2 separate regions of the Homo sapiens genome follow, and region 2 is linked to region 1. Evidence: chromatin loops called from intact Hi-C (ENCODE). Cell type or tissue: GM12878. All regions are shown on one strand. Links, peaks and the distances in the headings refer to the core of each region. The heading gives the core; the rest is flanking DNA.

Region 1 (5,366 bases), core at 94-5,093:
CATTTTCTTGTTCTTTTTTGGGCATTGGTTGTTAAACACAGCATCGTGGCCACCACTGCTTTTTGTAGTCCTGCTTCTAATCTCCACTCCTTTAGCCTGTTTAAGATGAATAGTATAATTTCAAAGCATATAAAAGAATATTGGGAATTTTTGTTTGCATTTCTGATTTGGTTATACTTAGGTCTCATATTTGTTCTTTACTTGAAGAAAAAAAATATTCCTGAAATTAATCAGCTTCTTTAGGAAGCCGACATGTTGTAGGTACCTAAGTGTGGGACCCATGACTAGGTTACGTCAATCCCTGCTGGCTTTAAAATGTGTGTGATCTTCTTCAAGAAGTTTGGCAGTTTTTTTTTTTACTTTTTGGGTAAATGAAACATGATTATATTCTCACTGTAAAAATTTAAATATTATAGAAAATTCTGGTGTAAAAAAGTGGAAGTCTTTCAACAACCCCTAATTCTCAAATTGAATTCCTTTCCCCAAGCAGACCACTCTGTGAGCTGTGAACCTTCCAAAACATTACCTGTGGATTTATGCACACATATATGTGCATATGCCAATTACAGGGTTTTACATACAGTAAATCATCATGTACATACTCAGTAGCTTTTTTCACATAACAGTTTGTTTTGGAGATCTTCCCATGTGAGTTCCCTAATGGTGGACATTTAGGTTGTTTCTAATTATTTGCTCTTACAAACAGTGCTATAATTAACATCCTTGTAAATGTCTCTTTGTGCATATGGGCAAGCATTTCTTTAGGGTAGCTATCTATGGTTTGGCAATTTCTACTGTCTTTAATTGCATTGCCTGGTATCTGGCAGACGATCTTCTGCATGTACAATAACTTTTCATGTCCGTGCTCCATTATAGTGTAAGTTTTAGAAAGATGTTTTAGGCAACAATTAGGAATCTAAGTTTAAGTTCAAATTCTGTATGGATTGCTGTGGTCAGCTGAGGTGACACTTGAATGAATGGATACCTGTACACATGGCTGCATTCACACATGTACAGGCAATTGTGTTGAGTAGCAGGTAAGATTCCCTTCTCTGACGACTTTCATTGTAAGGCACATTATGATTTTTAAAACATTAAAATATGGGAAGGTGCATCGTAGAATTGAGGAGTTATGGTAGTTTATTTTCCCCAAATCAGTAGCCCATTGCTGCATGTCTGTGTTTAAATGGTCCTTTCCCTGTGAGTTGATAGAACTGCTTTACTACCAATTAATTTCCCTGACAGATGGGTGAGTTGCAGGACTAGTGTACTGCATTGATCTGCTTGTCTATTCCTGCCCTAGTTCAGGGGCAGGCTCCCCCATGATCTTCTTTTGGAGAACTTTCTTGCACATTTGTCTTTCTGTCTACTGCTCTTTCTTCCTCCCCACACTGCCCCTTTTACACCGGGTGCTTCATTAGCTTTTCACAATCTGCATGATTTTGCATCGCAATGGGTCGGATGTGAGAACATCTGCAGCAGGCAAGAGCAAATTCTCTTCAGGACTTAACACTGAGCTTGCCATCATCAAGAAGCAAAGTCTTTCTCTCTCCTTCTCTTTCTCTCTCTCATTCCTTGACATCTCCCACATTGCTGCTCAAACATCAGTTATGCCTGAGTCTTGAATGGTGTCAATCTGAGTTGAAAATGTGCCAGCTTTCTTAACATCATCACTAACAGGCTGCTTAATTAACCTGCTGATACCATCAATAATAGATCTTGCTGGTGTGTTGGAGAGGAGACCTGTGCCCCAGGGTTGTGCATGTTCTTGTTCTCTCTGTCTCTGTTTTTTTTTTTTTCTCTCTCTCTCTCTATCATTTGCTTAGGCTCTCAGTGTCCCTGTCACAGGAGCCGGACTTGCCAGGAGTGGGATGGGAAGGATCAGGGACAGTTTGAAAAGGATATGGCAGAATTGAAAGTTTGGGATGAGCTCATGGAAATGAAATCACTGTAACAGGCTGGCATTCCCACTGCCCAAGGGCATGGATGGCTGGTAGCCTCTGCATACGGCAGGTGCTCAATAAAGGCCAACCAATGTACACAGTCAACAGAAGAGATTGCAGGTCATGTGCCATCTGTGTAGGCTGTAAGAATTGCCGGTTTCAAGGGAGGAGCCTGGGGAGGGGGCAGGTACCATCATTCTGAGATGACTTTTAGGGTTTTCTCTGTTTTTTTTCCATTCAGGCAGCTTCAGAATTGTCCTGGAGGGGCTGGATGAGGGGAAGGAGGCTGGGTTTTCACTTCCTTTCATGCTTCATCTTTCATCTCAGTGGTTTTGTGTTTGAACCAAAGCTGTCCTGCTCGCCGCATGTTTAATGTTTGGAGATTACAGGGAGAGAGTGAGATGCCACCGTGAGTCAGGGCTGGTCCACTACCACCTCCAGATCCACACTCTCTCTTCTGTTTGTCTCCCCTATGCATACACACACAAAATGGGGGCTGGAGACATTTCAGCTGTCCCCACTTTCCCCTGACTTGGCATGGGCACAGGTGCAGAGGCTGACATTTTGTGTGAGCTCAGCCAGCACCCAGAAATCCCATGGAGACCCTACATTCTGCCCCTCCTTTTATGCCCGGAGAAGCCAAGGTGGGGTTGGGTGGCAATGGCTCAAGTCCCCAGAGTGAGCTGGTAGCTCCTGACTTTAGCAGGATGCTCGTCTCCTGGACCACATTCCTGTAACTTTGCCTTTCTGGGAGTGGCGGTGGTGGTGGTATGGTGGACAGCGTCATCAGAGGGCTAGGATTGATGCCTTTCAGGGCAGAAAACCCCACTGTCCTCTCAACGGTTTTCTTAGGTCTCCTGGGAACCGAAAGCCTGGCAGCTCCAAGGGCATGGGGGATGCATAGCCTCCCTAAGGCCACTAGAGGGCATGTCACTAACACAGAGGCCAGGTGGCTGCTTCCCAAGGCTACCCTGGGGGACCCTTCTGGGCCCTGAGCCCTGGGCGCCTGGGGCTGAGGCGGGAGAGATATGGAGCCAGAATTGGAACCCAAGCCCGATGGCCCCAAACCCAGGCTCCCATCCCCTCCTGGTCATGCCCTGCTAACCAGATCTCCTTTACCTTGGATTCAGCTTCCTAATTCTGTCTGTCACTGACTGTGGTGAAAACAAGGGTTTCTCAGTGTCAGCAATGTTGACATATTTGGGGGCCAGATGATCCTTTGGTGGGGGGACTGTCCTGTGCCTTGCGAGATGTTTAGCAGCACCTCTGGCCTCTATCCACCAGATGCCTGCAGCAACCCCTGACCCCTAGATCACAATCACTGAAAATGCCCTCAAACATGGCCAAATGCCCCACAGAACCGCCCCTGGCAGAGAGCGGCTGTTTAGGGCAGGTGAGCATGCCTGTTGTGGGGCAGGAGAGCCCGGGACACAGAGGGACTGCCCATGGTTTCCACTGCACTGAGCGTCGGTGGAAGCAGGAGAGATGCTCGAAGATGGTGTGTGTGCTCTAAATACATTTTAGAACTGTATTTGGCCTCCTGCTTTTCTTCTCCAAAGACTGCAGAGTCTCTCGGTCTTCCCCTGTTTATTCCACCTCCCCATTTTAATGAAACAGGCGACTGAGGCCCCAGGGGTCTCAAGCCACACCTCACCCACAGAACCCTGTGCCCCAGCTGTGAGCACCCTGGACCACTCGTTGGCTCAGGCCCCAGGAGCATCTGTGGTCTCCCTCCCACTCCGCCTGCCCACTAGGCCCCGCCACCCTCCAGCTCCCCAAACCCTGGTGGCCCCCCCCACTGGAAGGAGGGGGAAGCAGCAGGTGTTGATGCTAATCAGCGTTCACAGCCCAGAACTGCAGTCGCTCCCAGGCTCACACACTCCCCAAAATTAAACACTCATTATACAAAATTAATTGACATTAATTAGCAAAAATTAAAACTTTAAACACAGCAAGGCGCTTTGGGGGGAGGAGTGAAGCAGGCAGACTCTGCATTTGTCACCCCCCACTCCCCACCTGCCCACCCCTCCCAGGTCCCCCCACTTCCATCCTGCAGCGGGGCTGGGAGAGTTCAGGCGGGGTCAACACCCACACTGCACTGGGCCACGGGGCCTGGCCCAGTCATGTGAGTCCCAGGATGGGGGAGCAGAAAGAGGATCCCTGAGCTAGTTGCCAGCTAATGGGTGGCCCCAGACTTCAACAACCAGTGCTTCACTAAGGAGCCGGGAACCCTCCCCTTAGCCCAGGTTCCCAAGATCTCAGATGGCAGAGGGGCCTAGCCAAAGGCAGGCACTCAGCCATAGGAAGCAAGAATGGAGAAGGTCTGCCCTTAACTCAGCCCGCTGCTCCTGCCCCAACCCTCTTGCCCCCTGAGTATTCAGAGGCAGAGGCACTGTAGCCTTTCTGCTCTGTCCCACTCTGCTGTGTGACCTCAGATAAGTCACTCCTCTTCTCTGAGCCTCAGTCTTCCATCCATATGATGAGGGGGTGGTGCTGGGTGAACACTGAGGTTTCTGCCTCTCTGGCACCTGCTGTCAGGGAGGCAAATTTCTGGGAACTTGATTTGCTCAGAGACAGGAGGGGCTGGATGTTGGACCGACAGTTTAAGAGGATAGGGCAGCGCAAGGGCCCCAGTGATGGTGGAACATCAGGCCTCGGGGTCAGGGGGGATGCGACTTCAGGTCAGAGAGCCCTCCCAGATGGACACCCACTTTGCCTGCCTAGTGGGCTTGCCCTGGAGGAGAGGAAAGCAGCCCCTCGGTAAGTGGCCGCTCTCTGAGGCCAGAACGGGTGTCCTCCCTGATACCTGTTCTTTTCCACTTTCACTTACCAGGTTCCCAAGGGCCCCCAGATCCCTCACCAGGCTGATAGGCAGATGGACAACAGAACCACCCCTTCCCTAACCTTTGCCCATGCATTTGAACACAGAACCCCAAGGCTTGCGTAGGAAGGAGTGTAGTGACCTCCCTCCAGGTGGAATGCCATCTTCCTCCTCATCCTGCTCTCTGCATCCCCTCTCTCTGCAGCCAGTGCCAATATCTGCAATGTGGTCCTGATGCGGTACGGGGAGCTGGAGGAAGGGATTGATGTCCTGGACAGCGATGGCAACCTCGTGGGCTCCTCCAAGATCGCAGCCCGACACGTGGGTCTGGGGGTTCGCAGGGTTGGGGAGGCCAGCAACAGGGGAGGGGAGTGGTTTTCCTTTAGCGTGTGTCTTCCACAGGCTTCTATCCAGGGTACCCTTATTTTGGCATCTTGATGTCTCCTCCTCACCCCACCCCCACCTCCAATCTGCATGAGTCTGGGCCTCTGGCCTCCCGCATGTTCCCCTGGACATGGTCTCACTGCTGTGAAAAGTTCCTGTCTCTTATCGCAGCCCCTCAGGACCCAGCTTCTTGCTTGTCTCACCCAGAGGAGGTGTTA
Region 2 (5,366 bases), core at 125-5,124, 58 kb after region 1:
TCCGCAGGACCCAGGGGTAGAAATGGAGAGGGTCCCGGTGCTGGGCGCCGAAGAAGGAGTGCGGGGGCTGCAGCGGGGAGGCGCCCAGCTGGTGCGCCGGATGCACGGTCAGCGCGGGGTGGTTCATGGCCTCGGGGAACACGAGCTCGGGCCCACCGTAGAGCGAGCGGCCCGCGCCCGCGGCGGCCGCGGCAGGGAAGCCACTCACGAAGGCCGCCTCGGCCGCGCTGGGGTGAGGGTAGTTGAGCGCCGTGGGCCGGAGCGGTTCCTCGGAGGCGGCCGCCGCCAGGAGATGGGAGCCCGCGCCCCCGCCGCCAGTGCCCCCGCCGGTGCCGCCGTCCTTGGCCACCAAGGACTCTATGGTAAAGCCGCGCTTGGCCGCGGGCTGGAACATGGTCGCAGCCGCGGGAGCTGTGCGAGGCAGCCGGGCTCTGGGGAGCGCTCCGCGTCCTGGCGCCGCCGCCTTGCGGGGTGTGCACCCAGCCAGGCACATGCACACCCGCCCGCACCCCTCACCTCCCCCGCCCGCCCGCTCGCGCTCGGCCCCCGCGGGCGAGCCAGGCGCGGAGCGGCGAGGGGTGTGTGAGCGAGCGACCGCGGGGTCCGGCCACAGCGTACGGCCAGGCGCGGCGGCTGCTGCGGCGGAGCGGGCAGCTCCAGGCGCCCGCACAGGCGCGGGCTCCGTGCTAGGCTGCGAGCTGCCAGTAAGGCCCGAGGGTTGAGCTCGTCTCCCTCCTTTCGGAGTCCCGCTGGGACCGACCCCAGCCCCCGGTGTCCCCGCACTGCCCTGCCCAGCCCCGGCCGCCCAGCGCTGCGAGGCGCGAGTTAGCGGGCACCTGCCCCGCGCTCGCCCATTGGCCGCCGCTCACCTGCCCCAAGGTGGGGGGCGGGGCGGGGCGGGGCGAGGGACGGCGGGTGGGGAGGGAGCCCGCAGTCGGAGGCAAAAGCCGGACTGGAGCCTTCGCGGGGAGATCCAGGCCTCCTCCTCCCCTCGCCACTGGCTTCTCCTCGCGACTCCGCCCTTTAGCTGAGTCTGGTGGCCGTGCCGCCGTCTCAACCCACGCGGGAGCCGAAGAAGGCGTCCGAAGGGCTTGGGGCTAAACTCCAACCCTCCCCTCCCCGGTGTGTAGCTCAGCCTAACTCTCCCATTCGTCCCGGGATGTCGTTTCAGTTCTCAGAGAACTTGGATCCGAGCGGAGGGTGGATGTTTGGGGTCCAACACATTGGTTTTCCCGAAAACCAGCTCTCTGCCCCCCTGCTCTCCGGGACTCTCCCACTCACCCACCATCGGCCTCCTGGGCCGCGGTCTGAAGCTGCGACCTTGTTCCTGAGGTTTCGCGTTTTCTGGATGTCACGGGGGACAGCTCTGGAAAGGGGACGCTCACTCCCTTCACAAGGGGCCAGGCGGGGCACTGCGCGGGAGAAGCCGCCGGAGCGGTCCCACTGCCACCCTCCAGCTGTTCGCGGGGCTGGAAGCAGCTCCAGTGCCCAGACACGGTGCCGCGACCGGCTTGGACCAGGACGGCGGGCCTCGGCACTGGGAGATCCACCCCCTCGCCTTCTCTGAGGCTCTGGGGGCTCAAGTGTCGGCGGGCCGGACCAGGTCAGGGCCTCGGAGACACTGTGGCTTAAATTGAAGCTGGCCAAGTAGCCCGAGCCCATCTCAAGAGAACACGCCAGCCGTCAGGACACGCAGAAGCAGCCTGACCTCCCTCGACCTTCACCTTCCACCCGCGACCGCGGAACCGCGGACGACTCTGCTCCGGCCAGTTTTTCCGTACGGCGGACGAATTCCCCGGGGGCAGTTCTCACGACAGGCTGTGAGAGCCGGGACTCCCCAAACTTTCCCACCCCACCTTCGAGGCCGCAGAAAGGCGCCGCTCCGAGGCCTAGGAGGGCGCGGGCGGCGGTGGGGAGGCTGGGACCTGGACCTTGCCGGCGCACTGCGGAGAGGGAGCCGCAGAGAGTTCCGCTTCCTCGCCGCTGCCGGGGTCCATTCTAGCGGCCTGAGCGCTGCCTGGGCGCGCAGATCTGGGTTGGGCCTCCTGACGCCCCAAGGCCACGGGGTCCGTGCGCCGCGCAACTCTGCGGGGACTCCAGGCCGGGTCTTGGCAGCGGCCCGCCTGAGCGCCGGGAGCCGTGGTTTGGAGAGCGCTCAGGGCGCCCCGGCCGCCACAAAGCGGGTTAAAGTCTATTTTCCACTCGACTGCTCCGAAAAGCCCCCGCGCGCCGACGCCGTTCCGGCCCCCTTGGGCGAGGTGGGGAGGGGCGGCCAGGGGTGGGGAGGCGAGGCGGCCGCACCCAGCACTCCTCCGCGTCCTGGGAACCCCGGGGCCTGGCACGGCTGAGACACCGCAGAGGCGCCTTCGGAAGGAATGATGGAATCCGTGGGGAGCGCGGGTTCTCGCTGGCCTCTCCGGAGATTTCCAGCTTTCTGTGATGGTCTTTTCCTCTCGTTTGTGTCTCAGGCTCTTTATTTTCCCCCTCTCCTGTCTCCCGGCTCCCCTACCTCCCGACTTTTCCTCCTCTGATTTCTTCCCCCTCCTCCTTTTCCCCACCCTCAGTCTGGGAAAAGTGGAAGCGCCGCCGAGGGGGGGACCAGGACCCGACCAGGCCGTATCTCTAAGGGGGCGGGGGTGCGGAGCTGGGCAGAGGTACAGAAGGAGATTTTCGTTCCATATGGAAGGAGACAACGACGGGATTTTGTTGGAACAAGGTTCCCACAGGGATGCGGGTTCAGTTGGGTAAACGTTGCCTGGGCCTGTGCTCTGCGGTGACAGAGCAAGTGCTGGGGGCTGAGACAAGACAGGAGCCCAGCAAGCTGAACCCGGCCCGAGGGCCTTGCGCTCCTAGCCTGGTAATGAATCCCACCCGTTCTGTCGCAGACCCCCACCGAGAGGCTGGCCAGGGGCCACGAACTTGTTTAACTGGGCAGGTAGAGAAGCTTGGAATCTACCGACCGTCCTAGACTTGCATCTACACTGGCCACCTCCTTTCATTCGTGTGGCTCTGGGTATACTTGTTCATATCTAAATCAATAGACCTTTTATTACACCACCTTCCCTTGTGAGGCATTCAAATGCTGACATTTCTACTCGGGAGGCTGAGACAGGAAGATCTCTCGAGCCCAGGAGGTCGAGGCTGCAGTGAGCCGTGATCATACCGCTGCACTCCAGCCTGGGCGATACAGGGAGATCCCATCTCTAAAACAAACAACAAAAAACGTTGACATCCAGCTGTCTGTCATTAACTCCACTTTACAGATGAAGAAACAGCGGAGGATCAGTAACTTGAGTCTGGTCACCGTCTTGGTTGGGCTGGGACAGCCCCGGGGTCCCAGCCTGGCCTAGCTTCCACTCCCATTCCATCCCTGTGAGGATGCAGTCGCAGACTTCCCGGGGGAGGGGGAGGGGGTGCTGGAATGCGCTGGGTGATAGGAGTTCCGTTTTCGTCCTCCCTCACCTTTTCCTCTCCCAGCGCCCCTTTCTGTCAGCTTCCTCTCCAGTAATTCCCTAATTTTCTTCCTTTTCTTCCATAGCTCTGCTTATCTTTATCCCTTGGCCAGTTTCCTCTATTTTCACTCCTCTTAGGACCTATTCTCTTGTCGTTTCCTCTGCAGCAAGTTAAGAGAAGAATTTGTCACCCTCAGGGGGTCTCTAAGCCTGCCTCTGTGTACTGGATTCAGTATCAGTGCCCCCACCCCCACCCCAATCTTCTCCTGTGCCATCTCCCCTGCCCTGTTCCTCCCAGACTCTCATACTGCTCCCTCTACCACCATCCCCCACAACTGATCGTATACACAAATACTTCCCCTCTTCACCACTGGACAGCTGCCCATCTTAACCAAAACCCGTTCCCCCCACCACCTTCTGCTCCCTGCCCTTCGTTTCCTCCCACCCAAGCTGCTGAGCTCTGCCAGAGACTGGAGGCTCTTCACGCTGGAGTCCACTACATCCCACCCATCTTCAGGCTGCTTACCTTTCACTTTGCCCCTGTCCAGCCTCCCACCAGTTTCCTGGAGGTCCCATCTCCTGCAACCCGGAGCCTCACTTTTTGGAGAATAGCCCGATGCCTCCCAGGCTGATACAGCCTAGCCTACCTGTTCTGGCTCTGGCCCCACATTAACGTTTTCCCTCCCTCTCTCTATTTCTGGAATAACCTGGCCCCAAATCCAGACTCTCCTATTTATTAGTGGTGAGCCCTGGGCCAATTATTTTGCCTCAGCTTGCGTATCTGTGAAATTGCAAGCGTTATACGGGACCTCTGTGAGGAGTAAATGAGATAACATATGTGGTGCACTGGATCAATGTCAGACTCCAAAGAGCACTCAGTACAAGTTATTGTCTCTGCCTTTGTCCATGCGGAGAACTTGGGAATCACCTCAAAGCATCACTCTCTCATCCTCCACATCCAATCAGTGGCTCAGTCATCCAGTGATGTAATCCTCAAGTCTATATCCTCTTCCTTTTGCTTCTTTGCTGGCTAACTTCGTTCTTAAAACTCAGTTCATCTCCCTGGGAAGCCCTCCACCCCATTCTTTCATAGCATTCACCTGCGATGGGGGTTGTGTGTGTCTCCATCTGTCTCCCTCACAAGGCCATGACTCCCTGCTCCCTCTAGCTGGGAAGCTGCTATGTACATCTCGCCACCAGCACAAGCCAGGCAATGTTTCTCCAACAGAGATCTTGTGAGAATTTGGACCAGCCACACCCCCAGCCATCTCTCTTTCACCTTTCACCTCCTTCTTTCCTATTCAGCCTGACTTCATCTTTATGTCTCCTTGCCTTACAAAGAGTTTTCTGTCCTCATGTTTCTCTCAGTCTTTTGACTTGTCTTTTTCACCACAAAATTTCTTGAATGATTTTTAGTCTCTCTCCAATTCTCTCACTTGCCCTCTATCCAAGCCTTTGCAACCAGACTTGGATGCCCATCATATTAGGAAAATGGCTTTTGCAAAAGCTCCAAACATTTCATTATGGTATGAGGACAAGGGCAAGCAACACGTGCTTGTGGAGAGCACAATAAGTTCAACCTCATGGAGTTATTGAGACCTAATGAGTTATAATCTCCACCTGATGAACTTGGAGCAGTGCCTGGAACATAGTAGGCTTTTGATAAATATTAACTGCTATTATTTCATAGAGCCGTGCTAGGAGCCAAATGCGGTAATGTGGTGCTTGAGAAGTGGATGGCCCAAACAGAGATGTTCTGTAAATGTGAATATCCACTGCATTTAGTGTTAAACAGGCTTAGTGCTAAAACATTTAAAATATTAATATTTTTATATCGATTACACATAGTAATGGATATATTGAGTAAAATGAAATATCTTAAGAAGATTATTTTATCTATTTCTTTCTACTTTT

What was found. Peaks named below come from ENCODE experiments on the same cell type or tissue, not always from the same donor. Only the 100,000 strongest peaks of a DNase experiment are listed, where the experiment ranks them.
Region 2: a loop joins it to region 1, with 5 times the contacts of the local background. A loop is called at or near these places in 2 of 110 quality-filtered maps.

What each region holds. Positions count from the first base shown.
Region 1 is chr2:72,971,289-72,976,654 of GRCh38, reverse strand. SFXN5 (sideroflexin 5) reads left to right here. Exons shown (of 14, transcript NM_144579.3): 11 at 4,970-5,085. Among named protein-coding and RNA genes, the nearest start is that of EMX1, 56 kb to the right of the region's middle. In GM12878, for the core only: a CTCF peak has its summit at 2,857 (motif pointing right); a DNase peak (open chromatin) is centred at 2,842.
Region 2 is chr2:72,912,980-72,918,345 of GRCh38, reverse strand. EMX1 (empty spiracles homeobox 1) reads right to left here and starts at 827. Exons shown (of 3, transcript NM_004097.3): 1 at 1-827. The coding sequence starts at 493. RefSeq lists silencers at 422-541, 612-1,031, 2,172-2,341 and enhancers at 846-1,462, 1,463-2,080. In GM12878, for the core only: no CTCF peak of the experiment used is centred there; a DNase peak (open chromatin) is centred at 2,074; H3K4me3 peaks cover 2,014 bases; H3K27ac peaks cover 538 bases; H3K27me3 peaks cover 352 bases.